2 separate regions of the Mus musculus genome follow, and region 1 is linked to region 2. A link is a loop called in an ENCODE intact Hi-C map of the cell type or tissue named here. Cell type or tissue: heart. All regions are shown on one strand. Each heading gives the region's core, and the rest is flanking DNA. Links, peaks and the distances in the headings are about the cores only.

What was found. A loop is a pair of places that touch in the nucleus more often than their neighbours do. Peaks named below come from ENCODE experiments on the same cell type or tissue, not always from the same donor. Only the 100,000 strongest peaks of a DNase experiment are listed, where the experiment ranks them.
Region 1: a loop joins it to region 2, with 2.1 times the contacts of the local background. A loop is called at or near these places in 2 of 42 quality-filtered maps.

Annotation. Positions count from the first base shown.
Region 1 is chr11:117,828,958-117,836,957 of GRCm38, reverse strand. Afmid (arylformamidase) reads right to left here. Exons shown (of 11, transcript NM_027827.3): 3 at 4,509-4,613; 4 at 4,382-4,430; 5 at 2,106-2,191; 6 at 1,940-2,012; 7 at 1,716-1,813; 8 at 1,377-1,455; 9 at 1,151-1,292; 10 at 446-550. Among named protein-coding and RNA genes, the nearest start is that of Tk1, 6.9 kb to the right of the region's middle. In heart, for the core only: a CTCF peak has its summit at 4,451; DNase peaks (open chromatin) are centred at 4,517, 6,926, 7,557, 7,857 and 3 weaker places; H3K4me3 peaks cover 1,885 bases; H3K27ac peaks cover 3,197 bases.
Region 2 is chr11:117,488,678-117,505,195 of GRCm38, reverse strand. It overlaps Gm34502 (a long non-coding RNA gene), which reads left to right and starts at 6,955. Exons shown (of 4, transcript XR_389183.3): 1 at 6,955-7,325; 2 at 9,108-9,298; 3 at 13,198-13,350; 4 at 14,366-14,521. Gm11733 (predicted gene 11733) reads right to left here. Exons shown (of 3, transcript NR_130966.1): 3 at 16,182-16,518. In heart, for the core only: no CTCF peak of the experiment used is centred there; a DNase peak (open chromatin) is centred at 7,085; H3K4me3 peaks cover 174 bases; H3K27ac peaks cover 1,472 bases; H3K27me3 peaks cover 3,212 bases.

The DNA of each region.
Region 1 (8,000 bases), core at 1-8,000, 340 kb before region 2:
CCGCCTGGGTCCTAGGGGTCAGCCTCAGCTTCTCAGACACCATAGCAAGTCCCTTTCTTTATCCACTGAGCCATCTTGCCGGCTTCTCTGAACTGTTTATGGTACTCTCTGTGTCAGAGCCGTAACAAGTCTGATACAGTTGTACACACCTCTAACCTCAGCGCCCCAGGAGACTGAGGCAGGAGGATCACTACAAGTTTGTGGGCAGCCTGATCTATATTTTAAGTCCCAGTCCAGCCAGGGTTATACAGTGAGACATTGTCTCAGCAACAACAATAATAAACAATAAACACTCGCCACATGCCCTTCTGTGGAGCCGGCTTTGGCTTTTCCATCTAGGCACTGCCAATCTTTCCCTCTGCTCTTGACGCCCAGGCCACGCCCATGTGTGGGCGTGGGATCCACGCTGTCCATTTAGAAAGACTGTTGTGGGGGTTAGCCCCACCTGGGTGAGCACGTCATCCTCCCGGGTCAGATTCTCTATGATGTCAAAGTGATCCACACCACGCAGCTGCTGGAAAGAGGCCTTCCATCCCACGCGGAGAAGTGTCTGGATAGAAATGAGGGGGCGGGGCATGAGAGTGCGGCTGAAGTGGTGGCTCTCAGTAAAAGGCAGGTTTTTTTGAATGGCTTTGTTGAATGAGGGAATGACCGTCCTGGGGTCCGCTAGACAGAATATGTCTATTTATTACAGTCCTGGGGATTGCACCAGAACTTTGTTTATGCTTACCAAGCCCATTACCATCGAGTTATACCCTAACCTTTCTTTCTTTAATTTTTGTTTTGTTTTGTTTTGTTTTTCGAGACAGGGTTTCTCTGTGTAGCTCTGGCTGTCCTGGAACTCACTTTGTAGACCAGGCTGGCCTTGAACTCAGAAATCCGCCTGCCTCTGCCTCCCCAGTGCTGGGATTAAAGGCGTGCACCACCACGCCCGGCTTCTTTAAATTTTATAACAGGGTCTTACTAAGTTCCTTAGAGCCTTGAGCTCTCTTTAAAGCACACCCTGACCACATGATCCTCTTGCCTCAGCCTCCGGAGTAACTGGGAGTCCACGTGTGCACCAACAGGTCCAGCTCATTTGGGCAGAATAACGAGGGAGAGGAGACCACATGATGCTGAACCCGGGGTCATAGCTGGCTGTTAGCAGTACCTCGTAGAACTCCTTGGACTGCCGGTGGAACTCTGGGGAGTCATGCTGACCCACAAGCACCAGCACAGGGCAGGCTGGAGCCACAGGCTGTGCTGGAACCACATCCAAGTGTCGCTGTGGACTGTTTCTCTGAGCATCTTCCCTGGGATGGGACAGTGGTGGGGTCAGGACAGAGGGGAGACAGGCCTCGGGTGGGTGCCGGAGAAAGGAAGGGGTGATAACTCACAGGGTCATGCGCAGAGGGTCATTCTGGGAGGTGGCTATGAGGGGCTCCAGGTCGTAGATCCCACTCACCAGGAGAAAGCCTATGAAGGTGAGGAGCTCAGGCCAGCAGCCAGGCCTGGTAAGACCAACCTGCCCACCCTCCAGGCCAGAGAGGAAGACCAGGACTGTGGGCAGAGGCAAAGAAGGGTCTCCTCTACTCAAGTTATCAGCCTTTCAACCAGCTGCTCTACCCTCTCACTGCTCCAGAGAGGGTATGAGCTGCCTGGCCAGCTCCTCCCATACCCACAGAAACCTTACAGGTTGGATGCCAGCCTGGGCTACCTGACAAACAATAAGAAACCTTGGAGGTTGGGTGTGACGCCATGCTTGGTCCAGCGGGCCAGGAGCACCATAGCAGCCAGGTGAGCTCCCGCAGAGTGTCCGCAGAGGTAGATTCCCCTGGGTGAGACAGAGACCCGGATTACGGCTAAGGCATTTCCCTAAGGCATCAGAAGTCCCGGTCTGTGTCGGGCTCCACAGACCTAGCCCTCCCTTGCTCCCTGAAAGCATCCGTGAGACACCTACTCATTGCTTGGATAGCGCCTCTGTAGAAACACGACACTGCGGGTCACCTGGTCCACCATCTGGTCCAGTGTGCCTGAACAGAGCAAAATGCTGGGTCAGGATCCACCAGGGGGCTCTATCTACACAAAGCTCTGGCCCGCAGATCTTCAGGGGCCACCCTTATTACCTTTGGGTGCAATGTCATAAGCCACTATCACCACCACGATTCCCTGTGCAGTCAGTGGGTTTACCATGAAGGCCGAGTCATCTTTACTGTGGAAAGACAAAAGTGGGCCGGGGGCTGGAGGGCTGGCCCATGGGTTTAGAGCACTGGCTACTCTTCCAGAGCGCAAAGATTCAACCCTCAGCTCCCATGCGGAAGCTCACGAACATCTGGAACTCCAGTTGTTCTCCTAGCTCTGCAGACACCAGGCAGGCTCGTGGTGCACAAGCAGGAAAATGCCAGCACACATAAAATGATGATAATGTAGCTTACAATACATACTTGGGAAGGAGAGGCAGAAGAGTCAGGAGTCCAAGGCCTTCCTCAGCTACTTAGTGAGTTTGAGGCTAGCCTCAGCTATGAGACCCAGTCTCGAAAAGCCCAAACAACGTAAAATGAAAGATAAAGATGATATGACAACTGTAAACAACTTGACCATGATGTTGCCTCCCTAAGGTCCTGGACAAACATGCCTCAGGGCAGACGCCCCATGCGCACAGGACACTGTGCTGAGGGAAATGAACAGGCTGTCCTCACTGTGGACTTTAATCTCCAGGCTGCTCCCTCCCTTGGGAAACAGAGACAATTATGTCCCTTCTCTTAGCAAGCTGTGAGAGTTAAAGATTAAAAGTGTAGAGAGTTAAATGGAATACAGCAGCTGAATAAGACGAAAAACTAAAAAAATGTGCATGCTGCAGGGGCGGGGTGGATCCGGTGGCAGGCATCTCGGGATGGTCCTCAGAACAGCGGTGTCCTCCAAGACCCCAAACACCCTTCTTCTCAATGCAGGGACACCAACTGCATCTATTTAGTGTGTATGCAGCATGTATGTGTAAACACAAACTTGCTGCTTCATGCATCCCAGCCTGGCCTCAAACTCCCTATTTAGCCGAGGATAACCCTGATCCCTGACCTCCAGCTCCCGAGGGCTGGAATCACAGGTACTCAATATCACGCTGAGTTTTATTCAGTGCCAGGGATGTAACCCAAGGCTTGCTGCAGACCACAGGCCCTACCGCCCTGCTACACCCCACCTTCTTGCTTTGTCTTCTGAGACAAGGCTGGCCTCAAACCTGCAGTAAATCCTCCTGTCTCAGCTTCCCTGCTCTTATTTCCAAAGCACCAAACACTCCATGTCCTCTTTTTTTTTTTTTTTTTTTTTTTTTTTAAAGATTTATTTATTTATTACATGTAAGTACACTGTAGCTGTCTTCAGACACACCAGAAGAGGGCGTCAGATCTCGTTACAGATGGTTGTGAGCCACCATGTGGTTGCTGGGATTTGAACTTTGGACCTTCGGAAGAGCAGTCGGGTGCTCTTATCCACTGAGCCATCTCACCAGCCCAACTCCATGTCCTCTTAGTCCCAAACAAAGCTGGCACAACAAGCACCTTTACCCGCTGAGCCATCTTGTAAATTAGAAACTGACAACCTTGAGGTCCTCTACATGGGACAAGGACATCTACATCTAAAACAATGCCTTTAAAAAAAGATTTACTTCTTTAAAAAGAGGTGGTGGCACACACCTTTAATGCCAGGACTTGGGAGGCAGAGGCAGGCAGATCTGAGTTTGAGGTCAGCCTGATCTACCCAGGAACTCCAGCATAGGCAAGGGTACACAGAGAAACTCTGTCTCAACCCTCTCCCCAAATTATTACATTTTTTTAAAAGATTTATTTATTTATTATATGTAAGTACACTGTAGCTGTCCTCAGACACCCCAGAAGAGGGCATCAGGTTAGGCTCATTACGAATGGTTGTGAGCCACCATGTGGTTGCTGGGATTTGAACTCAGGACCTTTGGAAGGGCAGTCAGTGCTCTCTCCAGCCCCCTATTACATATTTTGAATGTATATGTCTGTGCACATGAGTGATGTTTTTGTGGAAGCTGGAAGACAGTCAGATCCCTGAAGCTGTGGGTGCCGGGAACCAAACTCAGGTCCTCTGGAAGAGCATCAGGTGCTCTTAACCCCTGAGCCATGTGTCCAACCCTACTGGGACACAAGCATCAGTGACCATGTGAAGACGGAAGCAGAAGCTGGAGACACGGCCACAAGCACACTGCCTCGTTAGCACCTCTAGCCAGGCACCGCAGCACCTCCATTCTGACTTCCTGCCACACGCCACGCTTCTCTCCTTATAGGTTGGACCACTCGCTACTGTGTCAGGGCAGCTCCGGGACACCAAACTGCGGAAGGGTGACTCATGCTTACTAGTCACCTACAGACATCCTGCTCACCTTCCACTCTGCCAGTATCCTCCATGCAAGAACAGGAACAGAGGGAAAGCTGTAAGACAAGGCAGGGGGCGCTGGTGAGCCGGACAGCTGGCTGCCTGGAGGGGACCGTCGGCCCCGCCCATCTCACCCTTGGAATCCTCATCGGGAAAGTAGATGTCCAGTTTCTCCCCTTCGCCATCTCCATAGGGGACATCCAGCTGGTTCCTCCTGGTGGCCCGGGCCTTCTGGGTGGCTGCAGAGGCAGGCGAGTCGCTGTCAGTTAAGTCCAGGTACAGCAAGTTCTGGGCTGTTTGCAGCACCCTCCTCAGTGGTAAGTGCTCAGCTGAGGTAGCTTCCGCCGGGAGCCCCGCCCCCACCCTGACAGCTGCGGACAAGTGACTCGTGGTCCCAGAAGGCATTGCGGCTGCCGCTATTTCACTGCATTCTGATTACATTTACCACTAGATAGCAGACACCTATCTAGGCGTTAACATTTGTATTCATTGTGTGTGTGTGTGTGTGTGTGTGTGTGTGTGTGTTAAGGTGTGAGCGTGCAGGTCAGAGGACAACTTACAGGAATTTATTCTTTCCTTTCACCATGGGTACTTGGGATCTAGCTCAGGTCACCAGAAGAGATCTTGTGTGTGGTGGTGAGGGGGGTGTGGTTGCCAAGTCTGCCTCAGCCCCTGCCTTATTTTTACTTATCTATTTAAAAAAATGTTGGGTGTGGTTTTGAGACTGGATTTCTCTGGGATCCGCCTGCCTCTGCCTCCTGAGGGCTGGGATCAAAGGTGTACACCACCACACCTGGCTCTTTGTTTTATTTTTTTTGAGCAGGGTCTCAAAAAGGTCTATCAAACTCACCTCACCAGGCTCCTGTGCAAGCATTGTTACCCACTGAGTCATCATTGTCACCTTGAAATGGATTTTTTTTTTCAGACAGGGTTTCTCTGTGTAGCCTTGGGTGTCATGGAACTCACTCTGTAGACCAGGCTGGCCTTGAACTCAGAAATCCGCCTGCCTCTGCCTCCCAAGTGCTGGGATTAAAGGCGTGTGCCACCACCACCTGGCTGAAATGGATAATCTTGAGACCATCCAATTAGGGACAGGGACATTTGAATCGAAGACAGTGCCTTCTAAAAAAGATTTATTTTATTATCTTAACCAAAAACTGGAGGTGGAGAGGCGATGTCTTGGCAGTGAAGAGCAACAATACTGGGATCCAATAACTATCCAAATGATCCCTGCCTCATACTACAAAGATCAACTCCAGATATGTTAAACGTACACCAGACTTTGAGAAAGCACCTTAGGAGTCAGTGACAGGGCTTAACAGGTAGAGAGGCTTGCCGCCAAGCCCGGAGAGTCGACAGAGTTCGATCTCCCAGACCCACCTGGTGCAAGGAGAGAAACAACTCTCAAACGTTGTCCTGACTGCCACACACCCACTGCAGCACACACTCATAAAAGGACAGCAGCAAGACGCTTTCATGACCCTGAAGTCAACAAAGACCACACATAACCAGGACCCCAGGAATAATACTCAGATGAGAAGAGATCCGTCTGTGACCTGCCAGCACCCAGGAGGCTGAGGCAGTAAGGTCTTAAGGCAGCCTGGGCTATACAGGAAGCCTATCCCAAGACAAACAGAAAGTATTTCCTCATGTAAAGAGCAAGCATGGGTTACACAGGTCCCATACGATGGTCACAGCCATTCTCTCCACCAGCCACACCGCTGTGTCCCCCTGCGATGCCCTCAGCTCCTCTCCCCGAGACTCTGCCTCCACATCCTATCTTGAATCAGGGTCCCCCTTCCCACCAGCACTGAGACTCCCTGGTGGGTTCTGCCTCCTCTTGTCCCCAGAAGGTAGTGGTACCCCTCTCTATTCTTCCTGCTCCTCGCTGGACTCCTATAGCCACCGCCGCCGTCAGCATCTGTCGCAACAAGCATCCTTTGTGACCTCATCCTGGCTGAGATCCAACCATAGCCACGTATGGATTATCTTAGGGTGCCAGAAACCACCCTGCTGACAACAACCTTGTTTATACTGTGCTGACCCTGGGAACAAGCGCCTTCAGGAAGTGTAGCTTCCAGGCCAGAAGGTGGCCATGATTGCCAATAGGAGGGCACTGGTAGTGTCCTCCACGGGGCCTTCCAACAAGGGAGATGTGTGGGTCTCGGAGTCTCCTCAGCAAAGCTAGCGACCTTGCTAAGAGTCCTGACAACTTGGCCTGGCTGAATTAGATTTACTTGGTGCTAAAACCACACTTTTGTTGTCCGTTGAAGAGCAACAGAAACAAAGCCTCTGTCGGACATAGGAACAGCACACAGAAATCTCAGACATTCAAAGCACGGCTGACTTGAGAACAAGGACCAGCCTCTGGTCCTTGTGAATTCCCCTCAACCTCCAGGCCCTGAACCCCAAAGCAGCAATACAGGAGGGCTTTTGAAAGACACTCCAGAATAAACTTTGTAACAAAGAGGAAATTGGACTTTAATTACTCATAACCCAAAGCGCCAAAACTCCAGGGTCTAGAAGTCATGGCCCAGAGCCAACCAGAATGCTGTGTTAGCAGTCTAACAGTGGGAGCAGAGGTCAGAAGCCAGGCAGATGAATCCAAGCATGAGAGAGAACTGGTCAGTGGGAGGCAGAAACCAGAGCTCAGTATAGGTCATAGATACGGACTCAAGCATGCTCTCTCCTTCTGGAACCTTCAGTTTGTTTTAGACAGGATTTCATGTAACCTTGGCTAGCCCAGAGCCCTACCTAGCCAAGGTGACCTTGAACTTGTGACCCTCCCACCTGCACATTTCAACATTTGGGATCATCAGACTGCATACCACATTGTTTTGTTTTGCATTTTTGAGACACATTTATCCAGGATGACCCAGAACTGCTATGTAGCCCATGCTGGCCTTGAACCTCCTGCTTCAGCCTCTTGAAATGATAAGATTATATTTTTGTGAGTTTTCTAGAGACTTACCTTATTTAATGTGTACATCTGTGCATGTGTATGTGCGGGTACACATGTGCAGTTCTCTGTGGAAGTCAGAGGAAGGCTTCAGATCCCCTCAAGCTAGAGGAGTCCTGAGATCTGTCTGTTAGTGCTGAGATTAGGGGGTGCACCAGCAGGACAGCCCTGCCAGCATTTCCTGAGAGTTGGCCACAGCGGGTTCTGAGCGAGCAGTGGCCTACTATCAGCTCTGGGCTTTGGCTGGTGAGTTCTTTCCCCTGCTGGGCTGGCTTTTTATCTCTCCAGACAAGACAGGCGAACATGCTCCCTCCAGGCCTGCACATCTCCACATAGTTACTGTGACCGCCACAGCAAGGACCCTTCAGAGCCTAGGGGACCCACACTAGGGGACAAGAAACAAGACACCCCCAAAGCCTGATTCTCTCCCTGGCTGTCTCTATTGAGGAAACTCCCCAGGGCAAGGTTTTGGTCAGTCTGCTGAGACTAGGCACTTGTCCAGCATCCAGATTCCCGCTCTGAGCAGACAGCCAGCTGTCTCCACAGCCTACTTCCCTTTCAGAGCAGTTCCCCACCCAGCATGAACAAGGATTTGCAGCCACCACAGCACCTCTACACTCTGGAGCAGAGGGCAGGCCTCACGTGTACTCAGTCCCAAGCTCTGATT
Region 2 (16,518 bases), core at 3,496-11,495:
TGTATGTGTGTCTCTGTGTATGTCTGTGTATCTGTGTGTTTGTGTGTGTGCCTGTTTGTATGCCTGTGTGTGTGTGTGTCTATGAGTGTGTCTGTGTGTGTGTCTGTATGTGTGTGTGTGTGTCTGTATCTGTGAGTGTGTCTGTATGTGTGTGTGTGTCTGTGTGTATGTCTGTGTGCTGTGTGTTTGTGTGTGTGCCTGTTTGTATGCCTGTGTGTGTGTGTGTCTATGAGTGTGTCTCTGTTATTAGACGCGTTCTCACGCCCGGCCAGGAAGAACACCACAGACCAGAATCTTCTGCGGCAAAACTTTATTGCTTACATCTTCAGGAGCCAGAGTGCAAGAAGCAAGAGAGAGAGAAAACGAAACCCCGTCCCTTTTTTAGGAGAGTTATATTTCGCCTAGGACGTGTCACTCCCTGATTGGCTGCAGCCCATCGGCCGAGTTGACGTCACGGGGAAGGCAGAGCACATGGAGTGGAGAACCACCCTCGGCATATGCGCAGATTATTTGTTTACCACTTAGAACACAGCTGTCAGCGCCATCTTGTAACGGCGAATGTGGGCGCGGCTCCCAACATCTCCCCCTTTCCTTTTAATAAGAGCAAATAGGCCACCCATATTAATGAGAGTGGAGATAGAGGTCAAATCCCCAGTGTGTAGGTAAAGGAGCCATGTACAGGATTAGCTCTTAGGCTCACAGGCTTTTACCCAGAGCAACCCTGACCTGCTCCCGTGTCGTTTTGCCTGGGGGAAGGGAACTAGGACACTGAACCTTCATGAAAGATGACATGTCTCCCTAGAATAGGCTCATATATGCCGCAGAGCCTTTCCATTGCAGTGCTTAGCCGTGCAACTCTCTCGGGCTGCTGAAGCACACTCACTCTATCCCGTGCAATGAGACTAGCCTCATGGGATATAAGAGCTGAGTGGCCAGCGACCTATTGCCTAAGCATAGATATATCAGGGGAAGCTCCATGTTCTAGTCCTGCAAGCGCCTGGGCAATAACCACCTTGTCTCTCCTAGTTTGGGCCTTAAGCTTACAGACCAATCAAAGAAGCAACACTAATCCACAGCAAAGTGTATCTCCAAATAATATTAATCCCACCCATTTTTTAAAGAAAGAAAATGCTGAGGAGATCCAATTGGGTAATCCTTTGGTCAGGGACAGGTCCAAGCGCGTGGAGTTGACCTGAAGTCTCAATTCCCGAAGGGTCTGTTCAAATTCAGCCATCCAATTCTGTAACATATACTGAAAAAGACTTTTTGACAAATTAGCTGCCCTAGTAAATTTAACATACTGAATGGAAGTAACACACAATCCCGGAAACTTTTGTTTACACCCCAGCTGAGTTATTTGTCATAATACATCTAGTTGTATCTGGACAAGATCTATGAGTTGATTAACCAGCATGAGACCTCTCTGTATCTAGACATTAGTTGAGGCCTGTTTATCTATGACTGTAGTCACCGAGGCTGACAAAGTGTTAATGGTTATCTATTTTTCCTGAAAAGGAGGTAACTAAAACTGCCCAATCATTAGATGTGGCTGCCAAGGTTTGAACCTGTGCAGCGGTATAAGGTACAATTAAAAGATATGGACTTTGCCCAAAGTGGGTGATTGCTGCTTTTAGACCTTTAAGGGCAAGCTGTGCAATTGCATCAGGATACCAATCTATTATTTTAGCTGGGGATACGTTTGGATGAATCCACAACAATGGCCCATTCTGCCACAAAACTGCAGTTGGCAATTGTGCTGTCTTAAAGACACACAAACTGAAAGGCTGCGAATCCTCAATACGTTGTAATTGTGCATTTTGTAAGGCATTTTCCACTTTTTGTAAGGCCTGGTTAGCAGCTAGAGTAAGAGTCCTAGGGGAGGAGATATGAGGATCTCCTTCTAAAATACTAAACAAAGGCCTTAACTCAGCGGAAGGAATCTTTAAAAAGGGTCTGAGCCAATTAATATCTCCCAACAGCTTTTGAAAATCATTTAAGGTATGGAGGTGATCTCTTCTTATCTCTACCTTTTGGGGCACAATCTTATCTGGGGACACCACAGAGCCCAAGAATTGTCCTGTATCAGAAATTTGGACCTTTTCTGTGGCTATCTGTAAACCCCACTGACTTAAAGTTTTAAGTAGAAAAGGATATGCCTTTTGTAGCATGGTAAGGTCTTTATGGCACAGGAGGATGTCATCCATGTAAAGGAGCAAAATTAAAGAGGGGAATTGTTCCCTCACTGGCAAAAGAGCTTCTTGCACATAAAGTTGGCACATTGTAGGACTATTGGACATTCCCTGTTCTTGATGTCCTAACCCTTTTCCTTCTTTATAACCCATCTTTGCCATGATATTTTTTGCTTTAGTTGAATACCCTCCCGATGGGGCGTTTTCATTGGACAAAATAAGGCCCAAATGCTGCATAATATCCCTTCCCCAGAGGTTAACCGGGAGTGGGAGCACATAAGGTATGAATTTCCCTTGCTGCCCTTCAGAGGATTCCCACGTCAAGGCAATGGAGCTTATAGTGGGACATGATTGATATCCTAGGCCCTGTAATGAATGAGATGACTCTGTGGTGGGCCATGCTTTGGGCCACCAATGTGTAGAAATTATACTTTTATCTGCTCCGGTATCAAGGATGCCTTCAAACTCTTTTCCATTAATCTTAAGGCGGAGCTTAGGTCTATCATTTAAAGATACAACCAAATAGGCAGAATCATTTCCTGAGGAGCCCATTTTCTTTATCTCAGGTCCTGCAAATTTCTCCCTGGTATTATCAGGGAGGAGCAGCAGCTGAGCTATCCTATCTCCTTTACTAATAGAAAAAACGCCTTTAGGGCTTGAGCACAGGACCTGTATTTCAGGGGAATGTTGACAATCCATAACTCCAGGGTGGACTACTAAGCCCTGCAAGGTGAGTGAACCCCGGCCGAGAATAAGGCCCATGGTTCCCGGGGGCAAGGATGGTATAGGCTCCACTGGCACCGGCTGAATACTCATTTGAGGCATTAATAGGAAGTCGGAGGCGGCACGCAGGTCCACCCTTGTGGGTCTTCCTGGGTCGCCTCTCTGACTGCTTCCTGGGTCCTGACAAACCGGTTCCCATATCTTTGAGGGCCCTGGGACCGAGGGCCCGATGACCCGTTTTTTGGCACATCAGTTGATTGACTATCAGGTGGGGGAAGAATTCTGCCCTTTATATCCCTCACAGAGCGACACTGGTCAGCTCTATGATAACCCTTGCCACACTTAGAGCAAAGAGTGAGAGTCCCTCCCTGTTTATCTGGAGCTCTGCAATCTTTCTTAAAATGCCCAGGCTTTCCGCAATTAAAACATGTCCTCTGATCATTTCTGCTCATGGAGCGGTTCTGAGATTGGAGGATGGCGGCCGCTAAGCCTGCATTGGTGAGAGGTCCCCCAAGCTCTCGACAGACCCTGAGCCAGTCTTGTAAGCCTTTGTTCTTTCTTGGGGCTATGGCCGCTCGGCACTCCTTTGTGGCTTGCTCATAGATTAGCTGTTCTATCAGAGGCGCAGCTTGCTCTGACTCTCCAAAAATACGCTCTGCTGCCTCTGTCATTCTGGCCACAAAATCTGAGAAGGATTCCTGAGGTCCCTGGATTATCTTTGTTAACTGCCCAGTGGTTTCACCTGCTCGAGAGAGCGCCTTCCAGGCCCTAATAGCCGTGGAAGAAATCTGGGCATAAGCTCCCCAATGGTAGTTTGTTTGATCAGCAGAATAAGCTCCCTGACCCGTTAACAAGTCAAAAGTCCAATCTCTCTGCTCTGGAGTCAAAGCAGCTGCGTTTGCTCGGGCCTGCGCTTGTGCAGTTTCATGCCAAAGAGCTCTCCATTCCATATATTTGCCCATACTAGGGAGAGCGGCTTTTACAACCGTTTGCCAGTCGGCAGGAGTTAGTGCCATGCCGGCAAGCCTGTCTAACTGCACCAAGGTAAAATTAGCATTGGTTCCATATTTACGGACCGACTCGGCAAGCTCTTTAATCTGTAAGTATTCTACCGGAGCGTGGACACGCCCACCCTCGGCTCCTTCAAAGACCGGAAATGCCTGTTGTATTTTCCTTTGTTCCTCTCTGGGAATGAATGAGTCTGCGCACTGCCTCTCTGCGCACTGCCTCTCTGCGCATCTCTCTGCGCATTGCCTCTCTGCGCATCTCTCTGCGCATTGCCTCTCTGCGCATCTCTCTGCGCATTGCCTCTCTGCGCATTGCTGACGCACTACGCAGGGCGGGGGCTCCGCATAGGGCGGACCTTGAAGCCGACTGCCCTGAGGCCAATCAGCAAACTGGCCTTCGCCAGCCGCTTTTGGCTTCCTTAACTGATTAGCTAGCACTTTACCTGGCTGGTACCCTTTTTTCTCATAATGAGCTGCTTCTTCCTCCCAGTCTGTTTCTTCAGAGGAGAATTCATCATCTGATTCAGAGCTACCAAGAGCTGGCTCCCCGAGCCCATCCAGCGATGAGCACAGGCTCCTTTTCCTAGAGACCTCCGCTAATTGATCTTTCTTCTTTTCCCTTTTTCCTCTTTTTCTTCTAATCTCTCTCCAGGTATTCCTACCTAACCTTAACTTTTCCTCGGGTTCAAGACCCTTGGAAAGGCCTGTATACTTATTTTGTGTACCATATTTCCTCTTTGTTCCTACTCTCTCTCCCCACTTTACTTCTGATAGATTGCCCTGAATTTCATCTAGAATCCGCCCTATCTTAATCACCTGATAACATGTGAAAAGGAACAAAAGGGCTTCTAACACTAGAAAAAATTCAAGGCCAAACATTTTCCACTTTACTTCTGATAGACTGTCTTGAATTTCCTTAGAAAGTTCAAGACCAGGCTTACCTCGTAAAGCTGTACTCACTGGTACTCTCGTTCCCCAGCTGAAAAGTTCTGAATTCATACAGTTGAATCCTTCTTAACAGTCTGCTTTACGGGAACCTTTATTACCGCGACCCGCAGTTCTGGTTCTGGAATGAGGGATCTTCCTTGCGCCAGTCCCGAGTTTTTTCTCGTCCCGGAATTCGGCACCAATTGTTATTAGACGCGTTCTCACGCCCGGCCAGGAAGAACACCACAGACCAGAATCTTCTGCGGCAAAACTTTATTGCTTACATCTTCAGGAGCCAGAGTGCAAGAAGCAAGAGAGAGAGAAAACGAAACCCCGTCCCTTTTTTAGGAGAGTTATATTTCGCCTAGGACGTGTCACTCCCTGATTGGCTGCAGCCCATCGGCCGAGTTGACGTCACGGGGAAGGCAGAGCACATGGAGTGGAGAACCACCCTCGGCATATGCGCAGATTATTTGTTTACCACTTAGAACACAGCTGTCAGCGCCATCTTGTAACGGCGAATGTGGGCGCGGCTCCCAACATGTCTCTGTGTGTGTCTGTATGTGTGTGTGTCTGTATGTGTCTGTGTGTCTCTGTGTATATGTGTGTGTGTGTATATGTGTGTGTGTGTGTAGAGGCCAGAGGCCAACCTGCAGGCGTCCGTTCTCTACGTCCTGGGCCCCCGGGATTCCACCATGTAGATCTGGGAGAGCAAACTTAAGTCATCAGATTTGCTACGATGGCAAACACTTCTTGCAGCTGGGCCATCCCAGCAGGCCCCTGTTGCTTGTGCGCCTTTTTCAACAGAGCCTGCTTTGGAAGGATGCTGTGGACAGGCAAACCACAAGTGCTGCATGCAAGTGTGATCTGTGCCACAGTGAGGGGACTCAGTGTCCTGTGTCATGAATGCTCTCCACACTGTGTGGGCAATGAGCTACTTCCTTTGGGTGTCTCCATAGGCCTGGGTCACCCACCTATCAGAACCTACAGCAGAGAGTGACTTGGAAATGGCGAAAGTCATTGTCTTAGTTAGGGTTTTATTGCTGTGAACAGACACCATGACCAAGGCAACTCTTATAAGGATGACAGTTAATTGAGACTGGCTTACACATTCAGAGGTTCAATCTGTTATCATCAAGGAGGGAGCATGGCAGCATCCAGGCAGGTGTGGTGCAGGAGGAGCTGAGAGTTCTACATCTTCATCTAAAGGCTGCTGGCAGAATACTGGCTCCCAGGCAGCTAGGATGAGGATCTTAAAGCCCACACCCACAGTGACACACCTATTCCAAAAAGGCCACACCTTCTACTAGTGCCACTCCCTGGGCAGAGCATATACAAACCATCACAGTCTTTAAGCTCCCAAACCCATTTCCAGTGACACACGTCCTCTGGCAAGATGCCAGATTATGGGAGGCATCTCCTTCAAACCACCACATTCTGCTCCTGGTCCTGATACTCCCAGGCATTCCAAGTTTGCTCTCCCTGCTTCCTGCTTGTGCTCTCAGCTGTTCCGACTGCCTTCCTGCCTGCTGCCATACTCTCCTACTGTGATGGTGATGGACTCTTATCCCTCAGGAACCATTGCCTCAAATAAACCCTTCCTTCTCTATGCTGCCTCGGTCATGGTGTTTTATCACAGCAATAGAAAAGCGATTAAGACAGGCACCCTTCTTTATTCTGATACAGTTCAGGGCCCAGCACATGAAGCGAAGCCACGGCACTTGGGGTGGACTCTCCTAACCGTTGACAAAGTAATCCCTCCCTTGCTGGGTGAAGACTTTCCAGTGCGGCAGCTCCGGCGGTCCCTCTGCTCCCATAGACAACCGACAGCCCTTATCCCTGCTCTGTAAGTAACAATAAACTCAATGGTTGAGCTACTGTTGCATTGTCAATGGGGACTTATAAAAAGGGATCGTCTTGTCTGTGTTTACCTCTTTCCAGGGATGGAACTCTCAAACCCCCAGCCTCTTTACCCCTGGCACAGACACCCTATTGCCCTGTATAGAGCCTGGGAGAAAGTCTGTCATAAAGAGACAGGTGTGGATGTGGTGGGCAGATGTGGTTAGAGCAGCTGGTTCCAGCTCTGGGTTTTGTCCCCATTCCCAAGACAGGGTTTATTTGTGTCCCAGACTCCTGTCTCCTGGGAGGGTAACCATTCCTAGGCTGGAACATGAGCCATTTTCTGCAGGGAACTCTCTTCTTGTGTACACACAGACCATTCATGGCTGAAATGCGGCTGTCAGCTGAGTGCCTGCACATTGGTGTAAGATCACAGACTGCAGGCAGCCAGCTGGAGCACGTGACCCCAGAAGCAACCCCTGCACACTGGGCCACTGGCCTGTGCGGCTGGATCTCAGCTGCGACAGAGTAGAGCCAGCCTTTGTGTGTGAAGAACCGACGAGAGCCTGGTTTTATTTATTTTTAATCAGCCATTTCAGCGCGTTCCCTCTAGTCAAAGGCAGCGCCGAGCTCCGTGCAGGTGCCTTGTTTGTATTTAGCGTTTATTTACCCAGGGAAGTCTTGGGGGGGTAGGATCTCATTTGTGGAGACCCCAGTGGCAACACGCCATTACTCAGAGTCTAAATGAGCTCTGCACAGACGATGAGAGGGGAGGAGAGGGGAGGGGAAGAAGGGAGGGGGGAAGCAGAGGAAAGGGTGGGAAAAGAGGGCAAGGGAGGAGGGAAAGGGAGAGAGGAGTGGGAGGGGTTTGGGGGGAAGGAAGAGGAGCTGAGGGAAAAGAGGGAATGAGAGAAAGTGGAAGGGGTGAGAGGGGAGGAGAAGAAGGGGTGAGAGGGGAAGGGAGGAAGGGGTGAGAAGGGAGGGGAGGAAGGGATGAGGGGAGTGAGGGCCTCACCAGAGCAACAGTGGACAGCACAGCCTGCTGTCGGTCTTCCAGGCCAGGCAGTGCTGGAGCTTCAGCCTGGACATTGAGAGACAAAAGCTAGGCTCTCTCTCCCTCCAGCCTGTGGGGAGGGGCTGGGCACCCTAGGAACAGGCTAATGAGCATGGGCAGGTGGCTCACACATCAGGCCCCACTCTGATTTTAGGGGCACCAACTGACCCTTTAGGGAGCTGGCCGACCCTTCCTGGGAAAGGTTGCAAGTATCTACAGCCTTCAGTGACCCAACACCCCCCTACGCCCCCACAACATCAAGGCTAGAACCTTCCCCTGCTGTCCCCACCTACCTATGTCCCCCACTGTGTGGTGAGGCCTCCCTCACCCACTACTTAGCTGGCTGTTTCATTTCTTGTCTTCTGTGCAGACTCACGCTGATTTCTGAGCTGAGGCAGCCAAACGGGGTCCCTCTGCACACCATAGGAGAGGATTCCCTCAGCACAGTGCAGGCTGCCAGCAGCCAGCATCGCTGCAAGCTCTGTCTAGGCTGGTCCCTGAGGATGCCTAGGCATGGTGGAACAGGATGTCTGGTCATGCAGAAACCAAGAGGAGAAAAGGCCATTTGATTTCAAACAGAGACAGGCCACATCCTTTGGGTCCTTCATTTGGCAAAGTGAGAGCGAGTCCTGGCAAATGACAAGGTCCAATATCAATTAGCACCTCCCAAAAGCTGCTGAGACCAGTCAAGACCAGTCATTATGCAGGGCTTCACCTCCACCCACAGTGGGTTATTTACATAATAGCCTGCCCCTCAGGTTACCCTTCATTAACAAACATGTGCAAAACACAAGCAGCCGGCTGCATCTCATAAATATATATTGTTAACCTGGTATAGACAGCTGACTTTCGCTTGCTCGGAAGAGAAGGGGCGAGAGGTGCCTTCTGCAGGCTGAGCCTCTTGGTCTGAGGCTCCAGTCCATCCTTCAGATGAATTCTTCGGTTTAGGTTCCAGAAGCAAACGACTGGGCAGCGTAGAGTGGTTTTTCCTTCCTTTTTCTTCCTTCCTTCCTTCCTTCCTTCCTTCCTTCCTTCCTTCCTTCCTTCCTTCCTTCTTCCCTCCTTCCCTCCATCCCTCCCTCCCTTCTGTGTGTGTGTGTGTGTGTGTGTGTGTGTGTATGTGTGTGTGTGTGTGTGCTCGAGCATGCTTGCACTTTCTCACTAACCTTCAGTCTCATTCCTAAGTGCTGTCCACCTGGCTTTTTGAGGCATGGTCTCTCACTGGGACCTTGCTGGCTGACTGACTATCCTGGCTGGCTGGTCAGTGAGTGTCAGGGATCCCCCTGTCTCTGCCTCCCCAGTGCTGGGATTACAGGCACACCAATAACACTCAGATGTCAGGATGATTTCCTGAGTGGTTTCCAGCAGGATTACCTTCATCCCTCCTGGCGCTGGGATTGGAGAGAGGACCAGAGATGCACAGGTCTGTTCTGGAAATGGATACCCAATGGATGCAGAGCAGAGAAGCACAGCCTATGTGGCTGCTTGTTTTGAGTGCCTCCTTCTTCACCCTGTTTTCTGGAACCCTGAGGACTTCTCTCCATCCCTAAGAGGCTGAGGTGGGTGACTTTGGGGTGTGCTAGGTCACAGAGAAGAGTCACTCAGGTGGTGAGGCTATAAGCCCAGGTTGAGGTGAGTGTTTGAAAGATAAAGCTATGCAGGAGCTGGACAGATTCCCTCTTCAGCATCACCCGTCTCTGCTCTGTTCCTTACAAAGGGAATTCACACAGTATCCAGCCAGTCCTCTCAGCCACCCTTGCATGGAGCCTTGGAGACTCAAGGATGGAGTGTGTAGACAGGAGGACTGGGGAAGGGGGCTGCATCCGTAGCCTCGAGGAAGTCATCATCCACGCTGGGTTTCCACCCTGTGGGTGTGGCTGTTTCAGAGTCACCCACACTCATGACCATCATCCTTTGCCTACCACTTTGTAGGTAATCTTGTTAAACTCCCTGATTCCCAGGGAAATGTTTGTGGAGTGAACTGTGGTTTGTCCCTGGGACCTTAGAAGGAGGGAGGTAGATGTTGTCTGGTTCCTTGGCTTTGTCCCAGCCACCCTGCAACCAAGGGATAAAATCCTTGCAACAGGTAGGCACAGCCTGCTTGTGGGTCCTGACTCACCCAGCCTGAGCTCCTCTGCGGAGTGAAGGCAGCCTTAGCCCAGCAGGGAAGGTCCTTTCATCTTGTGAGCAGCCCAGGAAGCAGCATTGCTGGGGCAGGGTCCTACTTCTGTGCCACAGGCTCAAACCCAGTGGTGTCTGCTGCTACCTCTGTCCACACCACGGCTCCTGGCACCATCAAGAGGGCGTGTTGCTTGACATTAATCCCCCAGAAACCTTTTTAGCTCTCCGTTCAGTATTTCCAAACCAATTAATAGCTCTGAGTTTGTGAAAAGGATTGACATTCGGGTTTTCCATCGGGGACTCCCTCCAGTCCCAGCACCAATCTGATTTAGCAAAGAAAGAAAAGCAGATAATTTTTAGCTTGGGGGAGGCTGGAGGCAATCACAAACACCCTTGAGCAGAGCCTCTGGTTTAAAGTGGTCACGGTGCTCCCCGCTCCCCGCTGTAATTGGACTTTTGAGCCCCTTTAATGTGAAAGGAGGACAGGTGGGGGTGGCTGTGAACTCTGTTACTTTGTGTTTCTTCCCTTCTGGGAGCTAAGGTGGGGCTCCATTTAACTGGCATGAGCCAGGATGGTCTCAGCTTGGACGGCATCCCACAACATGCAGGAAACGATGATCATTTATGGTTCTGGGACACTGGGTAGTCAGCATGGCCAGAGCAGGTGAAAAGCTGGATAATTCCTGCTCTATCTTGATCAAGCCATTAAGTGTTAAACTAAGAGGCAGCTGCTTGCAGGGATACAGCTGTGATACGCATGAATGCAAGAGCGAATGAGTTAATGATAGAAGAGCAAATGAATGTGGAATGAGGTAAGAAGAGGGTGAATGTGTGCATCCATACAAGAATGAGAATGCAAATGAAAGTGTCTGAATGAATAAATGGATGGATGGACTGATGGATGGATGGATAGATAGATGGATGGATGAATGGATGAATGGACAGATAGGCAGACGGATGAATGGATGGATGGACAAATGGAAGGATGGATGATGGATAGATGGATGGATGGATAGATAGACAGGCAGATGGATGAATGGATGGATGGACTAATGGAAGGATGGATAGATGAATAAATGAATGTATGAATGAATCAATCAATCAATATACGTTCAGACAAATGGATGGATGAATGGATAGATGAATGAATGAATTGACAGATGGATAGGCAGATGGATGGATGGATGGATGGATGGACAGATGAATGAATGAATGAACAGATGGATGGACAGATGGACGGATGGACGGATGGACGGATGGATGGATGGATAGATGGATGGATGGATGATGTGTGACACATGGCTCTCTAGCCTGGCATGGACAAGAACAAACAGATTCACCAATCCTTCCTGGGGCCCAGTTGAGATACACAGTGGCTGACAGAGGTGCCCATCTGTGGTGGGGCCAGCTAGGGATGGGGCTTGATGTTCTGGCAAGCAGGGCAGATAAGGCTAGGAGTCCCTCCATAGTGGGTGGATTGGGGCTGGGCTGGGCCAGTCTGCCCTTACCACACTGGCATTTGATGTCATCATCCTTGAGGGAAAGACACATGTGGGCTGTCATGAATCCTAAGGATCCATCCCACATCTTCTTGGAACCCCTTTTGACATCAGAAAGAGGACAAGGGGGTGGTGGAGAATCACAGCTGGGGGTTACCCCAATAGAGGCAGCTTTTATGTAGGAAGCCTGAGAGACTCTAGGCTGGAAATACAAGGCCTAAAGACATTATTAGCCTTGGGCTCTGGGGGAAAGGGCACTGAGAAATCTGCTTGGGCTGAGGGTCAGGGTCTGGCCTTACCTCTAGAAGACACCCTTAGGGTTTTTACAGCTGTAATAAAACACCCTGACCAAAACACAAATTAGGGATGCCAGGGTTTATTTGGCTCAGTGTACATCATCCAAGGAAGTCAGGACAGGAACTCAAACAGGACAGGAACCTGCAGGCAAGAGCTGATGCAGAGGCTATGGAGGGGGCTGCTTACTGGCTTGTTCACATTCCTTGGGTAGCCTGCTTTCTTATAGAACCCAAGTTCACCTGCCCAGGGATGGCTCCGCCCACAATGGTCTGAGTCCTCCCCCATCAATCACTGAGAAAGTGCTCTACAGCCAGATCTTGATTGGCATTATTTTCTCCATTGATTTTCCACCTTTCAAATGATTCTAGCTTGTCTCAAGTTGACATAAAACTATCCAGCACACCCCCACTTCCACTGCACCAAACCTCTCCCCAGGGACACCTCAAACCTGTGGGGAGGAGAGACTAGACCAAGCATAAGGCCAGAGGAGGGAACAGGAAGCCTCCGTGGGCCTTATCTCTCTCCCTCACGCAGGGGCTTCTGAGGGGAGTGGGTTTCTGGCTTAGCTCTCCTCTTCAGGCCCTTACTTGTGTAGACATAAAAACATGGAAGTCCCAGCTTTGTTACATGAAAGAACCAGACGTATAATCGATTCCCTCAACTCCTAACCGTTTGGTCCCTGCTTTGGTTGTCTTCCAATGGGAAAGTGCCAGGCACCTGGGCCGTCTTGAGTGTAGAGAGCCAGAAGTTAGGAGGTATATTGTTGCTAAGTGCTGGACCATTGGCTCAGAGTCCCCAGAGCAGCCTGTGTGACTCTACTCAGGGTTGGAGCCTTGTGCAGAAGTGACCCTCAAGATACACGGCTGGGTGGAGAGGGGCGTGCAGTCCTGTCTCCTCCTACCCTTGTGTGTGTGACAATGTAGACTGCTCTAAGCGCTCTCTCCCTGGGCTAGGCAGCGCTCCTTCTATACACACACACACACACACACACACACACACCCTTGCCCAATGACCTGTCATTCAGCAAAGGGAGGCCTGAGCAGGCCTGGGGACACAGGGGACCTATCACTCCCTAGGTTCAGAGATGCTGGGTCAGATTCTTAGAAGTCTCTCTGAGGGTCAGCAAGGTCCAATTAGAAACCAGAGTTCAGAGCAAGCCAGGTTCCCACCTAATCCTCTGCTGAGCCCACTTGCTGGAAAGCCACTCTTCTGGGGGATTGGATTTCTTTGCCTACTCTGGAATCCCCTGGCTTTGGGGGACCTCAGCATAGGCGGCAGTCTGGAATGAAAAGAAACCTTCTTTCAATAAAGCACAAAGCCCCCTCCTGCCCGCTGATCCCTGCGCTCCTGCCCCCTCTCATTAACCCCTCCCTCCATTTTTGCTCCAGGAGATGCTTTGGATTTCAGAGTGAGTCTGGGAAGGTGGAGGGGGTTGGGTAGGAGGGAGGCAGGAGGGCCTTCATGGTGCTCAGCAGGGCAACCTGGAAAATGCCAGTCATGTATTTTTAATCTGCCTTCTCCTCTCTGAATGGTAAAAAAAGCAAGATGGCGGTGAGGTTTGACTGGCGTCCCTAAGGGGCACCGAAGGAGGCTGCAGTTTGAAGAGAGGAGCACCAGGGTCTTCACAGGCACAGCTGAACTCCTGACTCCACTGCTCCTTCCCTCCCTCTCGGGTGGCGGGACGCCTCCCCAAGGTACTCCTCAGAAGAGCTGTCTCTCTAAGAAAATGAAAAGCCTCAGAGCTCTGATCAGAACCAGCGTGGCTAAGGAGGAAGGGCGGAGAAGAAACTGGATAAAGGGCGCCAGTGACTCCCGCTCCCTCCCCCGCGCCCCCCTCCGCCTCTACCCAGGCCCCTGCTCCACCTATGCCCCTACCCCTGCTCCAGTCCTGTGCCTGTCCTTGTCCCACCTATGCCCCTGCCCCAACCCAGGCTCCTACCCAACCCATATCCCAGCCTCTGCCTCTGCCCCCACTCCTATCCATGCTCCTGCCCCTAGGCCTGCCCATCCCTATCCCCGTCCCCACAGCACACCTGTACCAGCCCCTGTCTTTGTCCATACCCACGTATCTGCCCCGGCCCCATCCCTACCCATGCCCATTTGCAACCTTCTGCCCCCACCCCATCTATGCACCTGCCCCTACCCCCTTTTCACCCCTGTACCTACCTGCCTCTGTCCCTACCCCCACCAATGCACGCACCCCTTTCTTTTTTTTTTTTTAAAGATTTATTTATTTATTATATGTAAGTACACTGTAGCTGACTTCAGACACACCAGAAGAGGGCATCAGATCCCATTACAGATGGTTGTGAGCCACCATGTGGTTGCTGGGATTTGAACTCAGGACCTCTGGAAGAGCAGTCAGTGCTCTTAAACCGCTGAGCCATCTCTCCAGTCCCCCACGCACCCCTTTCTCTGCACCTGTCACTACCTGATAGATGTTTCCAACAATGCCAAGTAGAAATGGCTTTCACTGGGGAAGGGAGGATAATGGCCAGAAAAGTTTCTCTCCAGGGTGAGAGAACCTGGTTGGAGAGCAAGGGCATTGTGGTCTGGTTCCAGAGAGCTACCGGGGAGCTGAGTAGGCACAGTGTCTGCTGGGGGTGGGGGGATTCAGCAGAATAGCTGGGTAGTCACCATGTAGCCCTGGAGGCCTTGGGCAGGTCACTGGAGTTCTGAGAGTTCCTGATTTCCCCTCTCCATTTACAGATAAGAGCCATCAATCAAGTACTTTGTCAGAGTGCTAAGCAAGGAGCTAATTCATGCCGCGAGGAAACTATTTCTATACACACTGTGAAATAAAACAGAGGAATGGTACTGTAAAAGTGATAAAGAGCATTTAATAAAAATACTATTATTTATTTATGTGTGTGTGCGTGTGTCTTTGAGTGTGTGCCCATTCGTGTGGAGATAGGAGAGAGTGCATGCCTGCGGGTGACCAGAAGAGGGTCTAAGACTCTTAGGAGCTAGGGTTACAGGCCTGTGTGGGATCCAAACCTGCTAGCTGGGTGCTGGGTTCAGACTCCAGTCCTCATGACTATGCCGTCAGTGCTCTTAACTTGTGAGTCACCCTTCCAACCCCAGAAAGAGCCTGTGTGTACCACACAGGTGAAAAATGAAGACTTAAGCCCCAGATAAGGGCTGAAGAGATGGCTCAATGGCTAAGAGCATTGGAAACTCATCTAGAAGCCAGGCATGGTGGCACATGCCTTTAATCCCAGCACTTGGGAGGCAGAAGCAGGTGAATTTCTGAGTTCGAGGCCAGCCTGGTCTACAGAGTGAGTTCCAGGACAGCCAAGGCTACACAGAGAAATCCTGTCTCAGGGAAAAAAAGAAGAAGGAGAAGGAGGGGGAGGGAGAGGGGGAGGGAGAGGGGGAGGGGAGGGGAGGGGGAGGGGGAGGGGGAGGAGGAGGAGGAGGAGGAGAAGGAGAAGGAGAAGGAGAAGGAGAAGGAGAAGGAGAAGGAGAAGGAGGAGAAGGAGAAGGAGAAGGAGAAGGAGAAGGAGAAGGAGAAGGAGAAAAGAAACTCATCTAGAGAACCCGAGTTCAGTTCCTGGTCCCACATGGTGGCTCACAGGCCTCTGTAACTCCAGTTCCAGAGGATCCAGTCCCTCTTTTGGCTTCTGTTGGCACTGTGCACATGTAGTGCCATACATGCATAAATGCAGGTAAACATTCATACTCATAAAATAAAAACAAATGCATCTTTAATAGAAATACAATGTCTTTTTAAAAAAAAAAAGAGCCAGAATCACCAGATGACACATATGAAATGTATGATGACGTCATTCCCATGAACATGTGTGATGATGTCACTTCCATGAATATGTGTGATGATGTCATTCCTGTGAGCATCACAAGAGACATTCTCTCTATGTGCTCATCCATTCATTCACTAAACACTGGCTACTAACCCTGTTGGGTATTAAAGCATTAAACACTATGCATGGTGCATACCAGAAGGCTTTGCATCATGTTTGGTGTGTGGTCATATGCAGCACATGTGATAAGCACAACAATGAAGTCGTAAGTCAAGAGCTCAGGGTGTGGAGGAAGGTTCACCTTACCAACTAGCATCTGTGGTCACCCACGCGTGACACAGATGGAGGAGTGGGCTAAAAGACCATGAGTTGATCTATAACCTACAATGCTTTGCAAATGTGCTTTGGGGAAGTCAGAAGACTCTTGGAGTAGTAGCATGAGGAAACAGCCTTTTATGGTGCATGGGACATTCTCATCTGTGATCCATCCAAATAAGGTTGAGGGGAAGTGGGCAGGAGTTAGCCAAAGGGAGAACTAGTGGGGACCCACAAGTGGTGGAGGAAGCACCACACATGGGTGGAGCAAAGCATGGATGGAATTAGAGAGGAAGGTGCCAAGAGACCATTCTGAGCAAAGCCAGGGCAGCAGAGGGAGCCAGGGCTGGGGAAGGTTCTGAGGCTTAAGGAGAGGGAGAATTCCTTAGAACAGGTTTCTAGAGGCTGTACTGCTGCAGCTGAGATCCAACAAGACAGGACTCTTATGATGAGACAATGAATTTATTTGGGTTACATATAGAAACATGGAGGACTCAAAATCAGCTGCATCACCCAAAGCCCATTCTAGCATGGGTGAGACTCATGAAAGGTAGAACCTTGAATTTCTCTGCACAACATGTAGAACTCCTCTCCTTAGCAATTCTTACCACCTATTTAACCTTGGGCAGGGAAGGGCTTTGTGAAACTTGTAAGTTTCAGGGACTTCCTGAGACTTGTGAGTTGCTTATTTCCTGAATCTTAAGGAGTTTCTCTACAGGATGGAATGTTACAACTGGGAAGAAATTGCTGTACTGCACCTGCCCCTACTCCTACCGCCATCAACTT